2 separate regions of the Homo sapiens genome follow, and region 1 is linked to region 2. A link is a loop called in an ENCODE intact Hi-C map of the cell type or tissue named here. Cell type or tissue: mammary epithelial cell. All regions are shown on one strand.

What was found. Hi-C counts contacts between places; a loop is a spot of excess contacts. Peaks named below come from ENCODE experiments on the same cell type or tissue, not always from the same donor. Only the 100,000 strongest peaks of a DNase experiment are listed, where the experiment ranks them.
Region 1: it touches region 2 in a loop (2.6-fold over the local background); 4 of 110 quality-filtered maps call a loop at or near these places.

What each region holds. Positions count from the first base shown.
Region 1 is chr18:12,404,996-12,409,995 of GRCh38, reverse strand. PRELID3A (PRELI domain containing 3A) reads right to left here and starts at 2,067. Exons shown (of 7, transcript NM_001142405.2): 1 at 1,989-2,067. The coding sequence starts at 2,020. RefSeq lists enhancers at 1,240-1,489, 1,347-2,006, 2,007-2,668 and a silencer at 1,690-2,269. In mammary epithelial cell, no CTCF peak of the experiment used is centred here; a DNase peak (open chromatin) is centred at 2,075; H3K4me3 peaks cover 1,297 bases; H3K27ac peaks cover 1,121 bases.
Region 2 is chr18:12,550,308-12,555,307 of GRCh38, reverse strand. All of the region lies in intron 2 of SPIRE1 (spire type actin nucleation factor 1), which reads left to right. Among named protein-coding and RNA genes, the nearest start is that of SPIRE1, 110 kb to the left of the region's middle. In mammary epithelial cell, a CTCF peak has its summit at 2,960; DNase peaks (open chromatin) are centred at 1,074, 2,257 and 3,077.

The sequences.
Region 1 (5,000 bases), 150 kb after region 2:
ATGTGAAGCTAATGAGCATGGGGCACCTCTGCAGGAGGACAGAAGTGTTCTAAGACTGGACTGTGTGTGTGATGGTCATACTTAGCAAAACTTAATGAATTATACACTTAAAATGTGTATAATTTTATGGTATGTAAAGTATCCTTCGGTAAAGCTTAAAAAAAATAAATGGGAGTTAGCAGCTGCAACAATTTTCAAAAGCATCAACTGTGATTTTTCACAGCTAGCTATTCATTTGTGCTTGTCCACAGACATTTCACAAACCTCTAGGGCAGACCTCGGCCATTCCATGAGAAAACTGAGCCCCAACCACCTGGCACTCCTGGTATGCAATGACTTAACTGTCCACAGCATCCAGACGGCTCAGTGATGCCCCCATCCTTGTTGCTGATGGAAACCCACTTGAGAAACACTGCAAGCCATACAAAAAATTAGATCCCATCAAGTCTAAAGACTTCATGAAAAATAATTTCAGAGGTTTTGAAACCACTTGATATATTTTTATTATAATTTTACATGTTTAAAGTCAGGCCAGTCACGGTGGCTCACACCTATAATCCCAGCACTTTGGGAGGCCGAGGCGGGTGGATCACCTGAGGTCAGGAGCTCGAGACCAGCCTGGCCAACATGGCGAAACCCTGTTTCTACTAAAAATACAAAAATTAGCCGGGCGTGATGGCCCACACCTGTAGTCCCAGCTACTCAGGAGGCTGAGGCACGAGAATCACTTGAACCCAGGAGGGGGAGGTTACAGTGAGCCAAGATCGCGCCATTGCACTCCAACCTGGGTGACCCAGCGAGCCTATGTCTCAAAAAAAAAAAAAAAAAAAAAAAAACCCAGCCTGGGTGACAGAATGAGACTCTGTCTCGAAAAAAATAAATAAAAAGAGTCAAAGGATGACAATTTCCTTCCACGCAGTACTTTTTTTCCCCCCAAAATAAAATATTTAATGCTTAAGTGAGGTCAGATAATTAAAAAATCTTTGTTGCTGTAAATAAACATTAAAGAATAATTTCAGTGTGTCACAGATCACTGACTTAAGGAAAAGATACCACTTAGGTTAGGAGGGCACTTTTTTCTTCTTTTTATTTGCACAATTCTATGGAGTATATGTGCAATTTCGTTACATGCATAAATTTCGTAGTGGTCAAGTCAGGACTTCTAGGGTATGCATTACCCGGGAAGGTGTCTTGCACCCATTAAGCAATTCTCATTATCCTCCCTGCACCCACCCCCTCACCCTTCAGAGTCTCCATCATCTGACGTTCCACTCTCCACATCCATGTGAACACATTCTTAAGCACCCACTTAGGAGTGGGAACATGCGATACTTGTCTTTCTGGGCCTGGCTTCACTTAAGATAATGACCTCCACTTCCATCCGTGTGCCGGGGGAGCATTTTTAAACAGTTCGAGGTTTTCCACGCTAGCTTGGAGGCCTTCCATGCCTACAAGTGAGTTCAGAGCCAGGGCCCCCGAAATGCCTTCTGCCCCTTTAGCTTCCTCCAGAGCTCACAGCCCGCCGTGGGCCCTCCGTGAAACGCGCGGAAGGTTTATGACAATCTCAGCAAAGGCGCCAGCTTGCAGGCCTCTCCCCTGCCCTGCTCCCGACCCCAAGGAGAGCAGCGAGCGCCAGGCCCCCGGCCGCCCCCCCGGCTCCGGCCGCCCCCGCCCCGGCCGCCCCCGCTCCGGCTGCCCCCGCCCTGGCTGTCGACCACCAGCGGGGCCTCTGTGCCTGCAGCCAGGCCCCTGCGCACGCCGGGGGAGAGGCCGTACCCGGCGCAGAGCCTCGCCCAGACCGCGGTCCCGGGGAAGCGCGCGTGCCCTCTCCGGGACGCCGAAGTTGCGGTCTGGGAACGGCCGGCGCGGGGCGGGGATCTCCGCGAGGCCCGCTGTGAGGTCCGGCCTTTCCTGGACCGCTCCAGCCGGGCTCGGGAGCAGGAGCCGGCGTCTGGACGGCCCCACCGCGGCCCTCAGCCCGGCCTCACCCAAACACGTGCTCCGAGCTCCAGATCTTCATTGCCGCCGGCGCAGGGCGCGGGCTCTGCGATCCGGGCCGGGTGCTTCGGGCCGCGCGGCTCCGGGCGCGGCGTGGGCGGGGCCTCGATGGGCGGGGCGCCCTTGGATGCCGCCCACCCCGTCTGGTGGCTAGGCTGGCTGCAGCGGCTAAAAATAGCTCTGCGGGCGCGGCTGTGGCGCAGCCCCAGACCTGCGCTGCTACCCTGGGGTGCGCGATGCGCGCTTGCTGCAGATGCCGCGGGCGTAGGAGGCGACGCTCGTCCTTACTCCCACTGTCCAAATTCTCCCAAGGCCCTGTCCAGCTACGCCGGTTTGTACTGTCGGGGACGTGTGATGAAAAACAAACCTGCCAACCCTCAAAACTCCACTGCAGTTTGGGTCTTGAACAAACATTAAACCAGCATGTGAGGCCGGGCGCGGTGGCTCACGCCTGTAATCCCAGCACTTTGGGAGGCCGAGGCGGGCGGATCACGAGGTCAGGAGATCAAGACCATCCTGGCTAACACGGTGAAACCCCGTCTCTACTAAAAATACAAAAAATTAGCCGGGCGTGGTGGCGGGCGCCTGTAGTACCAGCTGCTCGGGAGGCTGAGGCAGGAGAATGGCGTGAACCCGGGAGGCGGAGCTTGCAGTGAGCCGAGATCCCGCCACTGCACTCCAGCCTGGGCAACAGAGCGAGACTCCGTCTCAAACAAAACAAAACAAAACAAAACAAAACAAAACAAAACCAGCATGTGATGTGCATCACAAGCAATCCGCCAAATAGGCTGCAAAGACAGAAATCTCAGCCTGTATCAAACAGCCGGGAGGATGCAACCTACCCCACGCATGCTCCCGAGGTAAACGAGACAGCCCTCCGGGGAGGGGACTCCACTACACCATTTGTCGCAGAGTTCATCCTAAATTCGCCTGATGATGGAGTGGCCATTGGTAAATGCAGTGGCCATTTGCGTTTGCTAATTGCCTTTATCCAAAGGAAAAATGAATTTTCATACCTTTATGACAGGAGGTAGGTTTACAATTTGAAGCCAGGTGCTCTCTGGTAGCTGGGCTCCTACCCTCCCACAAAACTGGGAGACGGGGATGACATTTCAAAGAGATGACTCCCAAGTCCTTGAGAAAATACATTCTTGAGTTATAAAACTGGGGGGAAATCTTATTTAGCTTTAAAAAAATGTACGTGTATCTCAAAAAGAATTTGTGATTACAACTTGGCAAATCCTCTAAGGAAAAAGAGTCTCCCTTTCGCATAAACTACTTTTTAGCTTTGCAAAGTACCCTGCACTGCCACAAACGAAGTTGAAGTGCACGGAAGTGAGATGCTTGTTCTAAGAAGAGGGTACTCTTCTCCAGGATGAGATAGGGCGAGAGGGCAGGGCCCTTGTCTGAGTCGGCTGAGTCTCAGCCTAGAGCAGCGCCTGGCGCCCCTGGGGCGTCCGTGGGCGTGGGGAGCGCATTTGTGCAGTGAGGCAGGGAAGTGGAAGAGCACACAGCATGACCCGAAAGACCTGGGCTACAGTCCTGGCTCCACCGTCCACTCACATTGACCTCTACCTCCTACAGCGTTAAGCTCAGGATGATCTTCCAAAGTTGGTGCTATTCTTCCCGTTTTACAAATGAGTTAACTGAAGTTCAAGCAGGTTTCAAAGCTCTCTACCCCATGATCACACGCTGAGGTGAGAACCCAGGTTACAAGATTCCCCCTCCCCACTGTGCTGCACTGATTCTAGATTATCACTGGGCCAGCTGTTGAACACTTCTTGTATGCCAAGCACTATTGAAAAAACATGAGGCAACACGCTTGTTCCAGGTCACATATCTAGGAGTTATCCCACCCAGAATTCAAAGCCACATCCTGATTTCAAAGTCCAGTCTTGCCATTTATTATCCTCTAGGAGTAGGAACAGATCTAGCTGTGGAACATTCATTCATCCAGTCCGTCTTGTTACCTGTCAAATGAGGATCATACTGCCCACCCCACTGGTGTGTGGTAAGGATTAGATGCATCCATGTGTGGACATTACGGTTTACTAGTATCTTTAGAACATCCGTTCCTTCTATCACTAGCTAAGGCTAGCCAGATAACTATCCCTTAGCATCTTTTTTTCTTTTTTCTTTTCTTTTCTTTTCTTTCTTTCTTTCTTTCTTTCTTTCTTTCTTTCTTTCTTTCTTTTTCTTTCTTTCTTTCTTCTTTCTTTCTTTTTCTTTTTCTTTCTCTCTTTTTCTTTCTTTCTCTTTCTTTCTTTCCTTCCTTCCTTCTCTCTCTCTCTTTCTTCCTCCCTCCCTCCCTCTCTTCCTTTTCTTTCCTTTCTTTCTTTCTTTCTTTTTCTTGTTCTTACTCTGTCACCCAAGCTGGAGTGCTCACTACAACCTCTGCCTTCCAGGCTCAAGCAATCTTCCCATATCAGCCTCCCAGGTAGCTGGAACTACAGTCACGCACCACCATCCTGGGTTAATTTTTGTATTTTTAGTAGAGACAAGGTTTCACCACGTTGGCCAGGCTGGTCTCAAATTCCTGGGCTCAAGTGATCCACACTCCTCAGCCTCCCAAAGTGCGGAGATTGCAGGCATGAGCCACCCGGTCCAGCCTCTTAGCCTTTTCTTTTCTAAAATATTCTAGAGAGGAGACACTGCAACCACCCTCATCAACGGATTCCAGGATCTCTGAAAACTTTGTCAGGAATCATTTCCTAGATAGATCCTAACCCCAAACCTGGATGCTTAACACCAGCATGATCACAATTATAGTATTGAGCACTGATGGAGCATTTGCCTTGGGCTGTGGAGTGACTCATTTAGTCATGGACAGATACTATTACCATCATCTTCATTTTACTGTCAAGGGGACTGAGGCACAGGAGGATCAAGTAACTTCTCCAAGAACACACAGCTAGGAAGTAACAGCTGCAATCAGAAACCAGGCATTCTGGCTGGAAGACCAGAGCTCTTACAATATGCCGAATTTGGTTCTGCCTACTAGA
Region 2 (5,000 bases):
TTGATAAGTCTTTGTCTGGTTCTGGTTCTGTTGCCAAAGTGCCAGGGATTCTGTTTAGGTACTGCTGCTCACTGGACAGAAAACCAGTCAATGAGACAACAGTTATTGCCAGGGGAGAAGGCTTTAATTGGGTGCCTGCAGCTGAGGAGATGGGAGATCAGTCTCAAATCATCTCCATGGCCAACTAAAATTAGGGGTTTATATACAGGGAAGAAATGTAACCATGTGTGGGAAAACAAGCGTTAGGGAGGGGTGAGGAAAAGAAGTTGGTCAACAGGAAGTAGGTGGTCGGTTAGGCAATCATGATGGGTGGGGGATTTGAACTCTCATTGTCCAGGTGCAGTGATCTGGTAAGTTTCAGCTCCTTCATACTCTGGGAGGCCTGATGGGTGGTTTCCTGAGAAAGGAACTTGGATAAGACAAATGAAACTTTTTCAAGTGTTAAGACTGGGAGAATCAATTTCTATGTCTATTCAGAGAAATTTATCAGCTCTATGCAACAACTTGGTTGGTTTTAATGCATGATCTTTTTAATGTGTTGTTGGATTTGATTTGCTAGTACTTTATTGAGGATTTTTGCATTAATATTCATCAGTGATACTGGCCTGTAGATTTCTTTTTTTGATGTGTCTTTTGTCTGGTTTTGATGTCAGGGGATTACTCACCTTTGAGAATGAGTTTGGAAGAAATATTCCCTCCTATTTTTCAGAATAGTTTGAGAAGGATTGGTATTAGTTCTTCTTTAAATGTTAGGTAGAATCAGCTGTGAAGCTATTGGGTCCTAGGATTTTCTTTGCTGGGAAGCTTTTTATCACTTTGATCTCATTACTTATTATTTATCTGTTCAGGTTTTGGATTTCTTCATGGTTTGATCTTGGTAGGTTGTATGTGTCTAAGAATTTATCCATTTCATCTGAGTTTTCCAATTTATTGGGATGTAGTTGTTCATAGTAGACACTAATAATCCTTTGACTTTCTGGGGTATCAGTTCTTTTTTTTTTTTTTTTTTTTGAACAGAGTCTTGCTCTGTTGCCCAGGCTGGAGTGCAGTGGTGCAATCTCAGCTCATTGCAACCTCCGCCTCCCAGGTTTAAGCAATTCTGTGCGTCAGCCTCCCAAGTAGCTAGGATTACAGACACGTGCCATCATGCCCAGCTAATTTTTGTATTTTTAGTAGAGACGGGGTTTCACCATCTTGGCTAGGCTGGTCTTGAACTCCTGACCTCGTGATCCACCCACCTTGGCCTCCCAAAGTGCTGGGATTACAGGCATGAGCCACCGCACCCAGCTGGTATCAGTTCTAATGTCTCCTTTTACGTCTTTGATTTTGTTTATTTAGGTCTTTTGTCTTTTTTTCATAGTCTGGCTAAAGGTTTGTCAATTTTATTTGTCTTTTCAAAAAATCAACTTGTTGTTTTGTTGATTTTTTGTATTGTGTTGTTTCACTTTTATTTATTTCTGTTCTGATCTTTATTCTTTGCCTTTACTAATTTGGAGTTTTCTAGTTTTCTAGAAACTAGTTTTCTAGTTCTTTAGGATGCATTTTTAGGTTGTTTATTTGAAGTTTTTTTAGTTTGTTTTGTTTGTTTGTTTGTTTTAATGTAGGTGCCAGCCAGGCCCTTGTCCTTCCCTTCAGGGCAGCAAGTTCCCCCAGGCCCCGGGGTAGGTCTAGAGATGCTGTCTGGTCACTAGGGACTGGAGTCAGAAACCTTAGAAATCTGCCTACTTTTCTGCCTGGTATTCTGTTCTACTGTGGTTGAGCTAGCACTCAAACCATGGGACACAGTCCTTCCCACTCTTCCCTCGCCTCTTCCACAGGCAGAGGAGCCTCACCCCATGGCCACCACCACAGGCCCATGGGGATTACTGCCAGGCTACTGCTGATGTTCATTGAGGGCCCAAGGCCTTTCCAGTCAGTTTTTAGTGAATGCTGCCAGGCCCTGGGACTCACCCTTCAGGGCAGTGGGCTCCCCTCTGGCCCAGTGCAGATCCGGAAATGCTGTCCTAGAGCCAAGTCCTCTTACTGGGAGCCCCAAGAGCCTACTTGGTGCTCTACCCCACTGTGGCCAAGCTGGTACCTAAATTGCAAGATAAAGCCCCTTTTACTTCTCCCTCTGCTTTACTCAAGCACGAGAAGTCTTTCACCTTAGCCACCACAGCGGGGAAGGGGCTGGGTCTCACCTGAAGCCAACTCATCCTGTAGTCTAACCCAAGGTCCATGGCGTACTACCTGGGTATTGCTGCTGATTATTTAGGGCCCAAGGACTCATTAGTCAGCAGGTGATGAATCCTGCCAAGACTGGTTCCTTCTGTTCAAGGCAGCAGGTTCCTTTCTGCCCCAGGGTATACCTAGAAATCCATTAGCTGGGGCCTGGAATGGGGGTCTCATGACTGCCTGGTGTTCTTGTAGCAGGAAGAGCCGCAGACAAAACCCCTCAGACACCGAGTTAAAGAAGGAAGGGGTTTATTTGGCTGGGAGCATTGGCAAGACTCCTGTCTCAAGAGAGCTCCTGGAGTGAGCAATTCCTGTCCCTTTTAAGGGCTCACAACTCTAAGGGGGTCCACGTGAGAGGGTTGTGATTGATTGAGCAAGCAGGGGGTACGTGACTGGGGGTTGCATACACTGGTAATTAGAACGGAACAGAATAGGACAGGGATCTTCACAGTGCTTTTTTTATGCAAATAACCAATTAGGTCAGGGGTTGATCTTTAACTACCAGGCCCAGGGTGTGGTGCCGGGCTGTCTGCTTGTGGATTTCATTTCTGCCTTTTAGTTTTTACTTCTCTCTTTGGAGGCAGAAATTGGGCATAAGACAATATGAGGGGTGGTCTCCTCCCTTATTCTGTCTTACTGTGGCTGAAGCTGGTATCCAATATGCAAGATATAGTCCTCTTTTCCCTCTCCTCTCTTCAAGTGGAAAAAAGGGGTCTCTTTTGGAGCTGCAGACTGTGCTGCCTGGCGTTGGGAGAGGGATAGTGCAAGTACTCTTTTAGCCATCCTGGCTGGTGTCTCAGTAGGTCATGTACCCCACAAGTCCACTGGCTCTGAGCCCAGCTCAGCACCAGGACTTGCCAGGAGTTGCAGTCCTTGTGGCTTAGAGTGCCTTTCAAGTTCATTTAGAGCCTCAGAGCACTTAAGCACGCAGTGGTAAGGCTTGCCAGAACTCAAGTTCCCACTACGGGGATAGGCATTTAGGCGATTCCTCTGTGGCTAGCGCTGGTCTTAATGTTCCTTCTGTGAGTGGGCATTGGCCTCAGCCCGATTTACTTTCCCCTGTGACAGGACAGCACTGAATTCGGTGCAAAGTCTCACAATTGCTGTGCTTTTCTTTTCCCAAGCACACAGATTCTCTCTGCGGCCCATGGCCACTGCCAGGAGGTGGAGGAGGGGTGGCATCAGCAATTCAAGACTGTCTTTCCTACCCTCTTTGGTGCCTCTTTCGGTGGTCTGAAGTTAAAACCTGGTACTGATTTCTGGTTCTTATGAAGGTGCCGTTTTTGTGATAGTTGTTAAATTTGGTGTTCCTGCAGGGCTGATGATCAATAAAGCTGTCTATTCAGCTCTCTTGCTCCACCCCTCTCCCGCCCCATATTTTTTTTTTTTTCTGAGACGGAGTCTCGCTCTGTCACCCAGACTGGAGTGCAGTGGCGTGATGTTGGCTCACTGCAAGCTCTACCTCCTGCCATGCCATTCTCCCGCCTCAGCCTCCTGAGTAGCTGGGACTACAGGCACCTGTCACCACGCCCGGCTAATTTTGTTTTTGTATTTTTAGTAGACACAGGGTTTCTCCGTGTTAGCCAGGATGGTCTCAATCTCCCGACCTCGTGATCTGCCCGCCTCGGCCTCCCAAAATGCTGGGATTACAGGCGTGAGCCACCGCGCCCAGCCACAACCCAGACTTTTAAGAATACAATTCTATAAGTTTTTGAAAAGATTTCTACTAAATATTTTATTTTATATATACAAAAAGGAACTCAGAAGTAGATGTATTACTGTTATAAAACAACTTACCAATTTAATTATGAGATATTTATTTAGCATCTGCTATGAACCAAGTGCTGTATGACATACAGCATTTTGTTCACAATGGTGAACAAAATAGACAAGATCCAAAGCATTATGGGCCTTACATTTTAGTGGAGAAAGTAGACAATAAACAAACATTATGGTTTGAGGTGCTTATTACTTATTCACATGGAAGTATTAAGTAGACCATATGATATATTGCCTGCATCCCAGAGACAAACTGTAGATTAGTAATATAAGTTAAGGAAATATCGGAATACATATTGTATTCATAGCATTGGCTATGTATAAGAGCACTTTGCAAGAGATTTTGGAAGAAAGTAGAGTGCATGAGCTCTGAGGAACTCCATCAATTAAACAGTTGCAGGAGGAAGGATCTGTAGACAGATTGAGAAGTAGTTGCTGAGAGAAAATCTAGAATCCAGAGTGTTTAGAACGGAAGAAGTGAGTCACTTGTGTTGGATGCTATTAAGCAGTCATTTAGGATGAGAATGGGTTAAACTTCATATATAGAGATTGTTTGTGATTTTAGTATTTGTGTTTCAGTGGTTTCAGAAGGAAAGACGTTAGATGGGAATGAATTAAACAGTGAATGGAAGGAGGGAAGGGAGAGATGGGCGCATTACAGATAGTGGCTCATGTCTGTAATCCTAGCACTTTGGGAGACCAAGGCAGGAGGATTGCTCGAGCCCAGGGGTTCAAAACTAGCCTGCGCAACATAGCAAGACCTCATCTCTGCAGAAAATTTAAAAATTAGCCAGGTGTCACCATGCACCTGTAGTCCCAGCTACTCAGGAGGCAGAGGCTGCAGTGAGCCACGATCACACCATTGCACTCTAGCCTGGGTGACAGAGTGAGATCCTGTCTCTCTAGAAAAAAAAGAAGAAATAACAACTCTTGAGAAAAACAAGTACTACATAAACTGCTGCCTTACCTTCATGACTCTATCCAAACGAATACCTGAGATTTTTCTC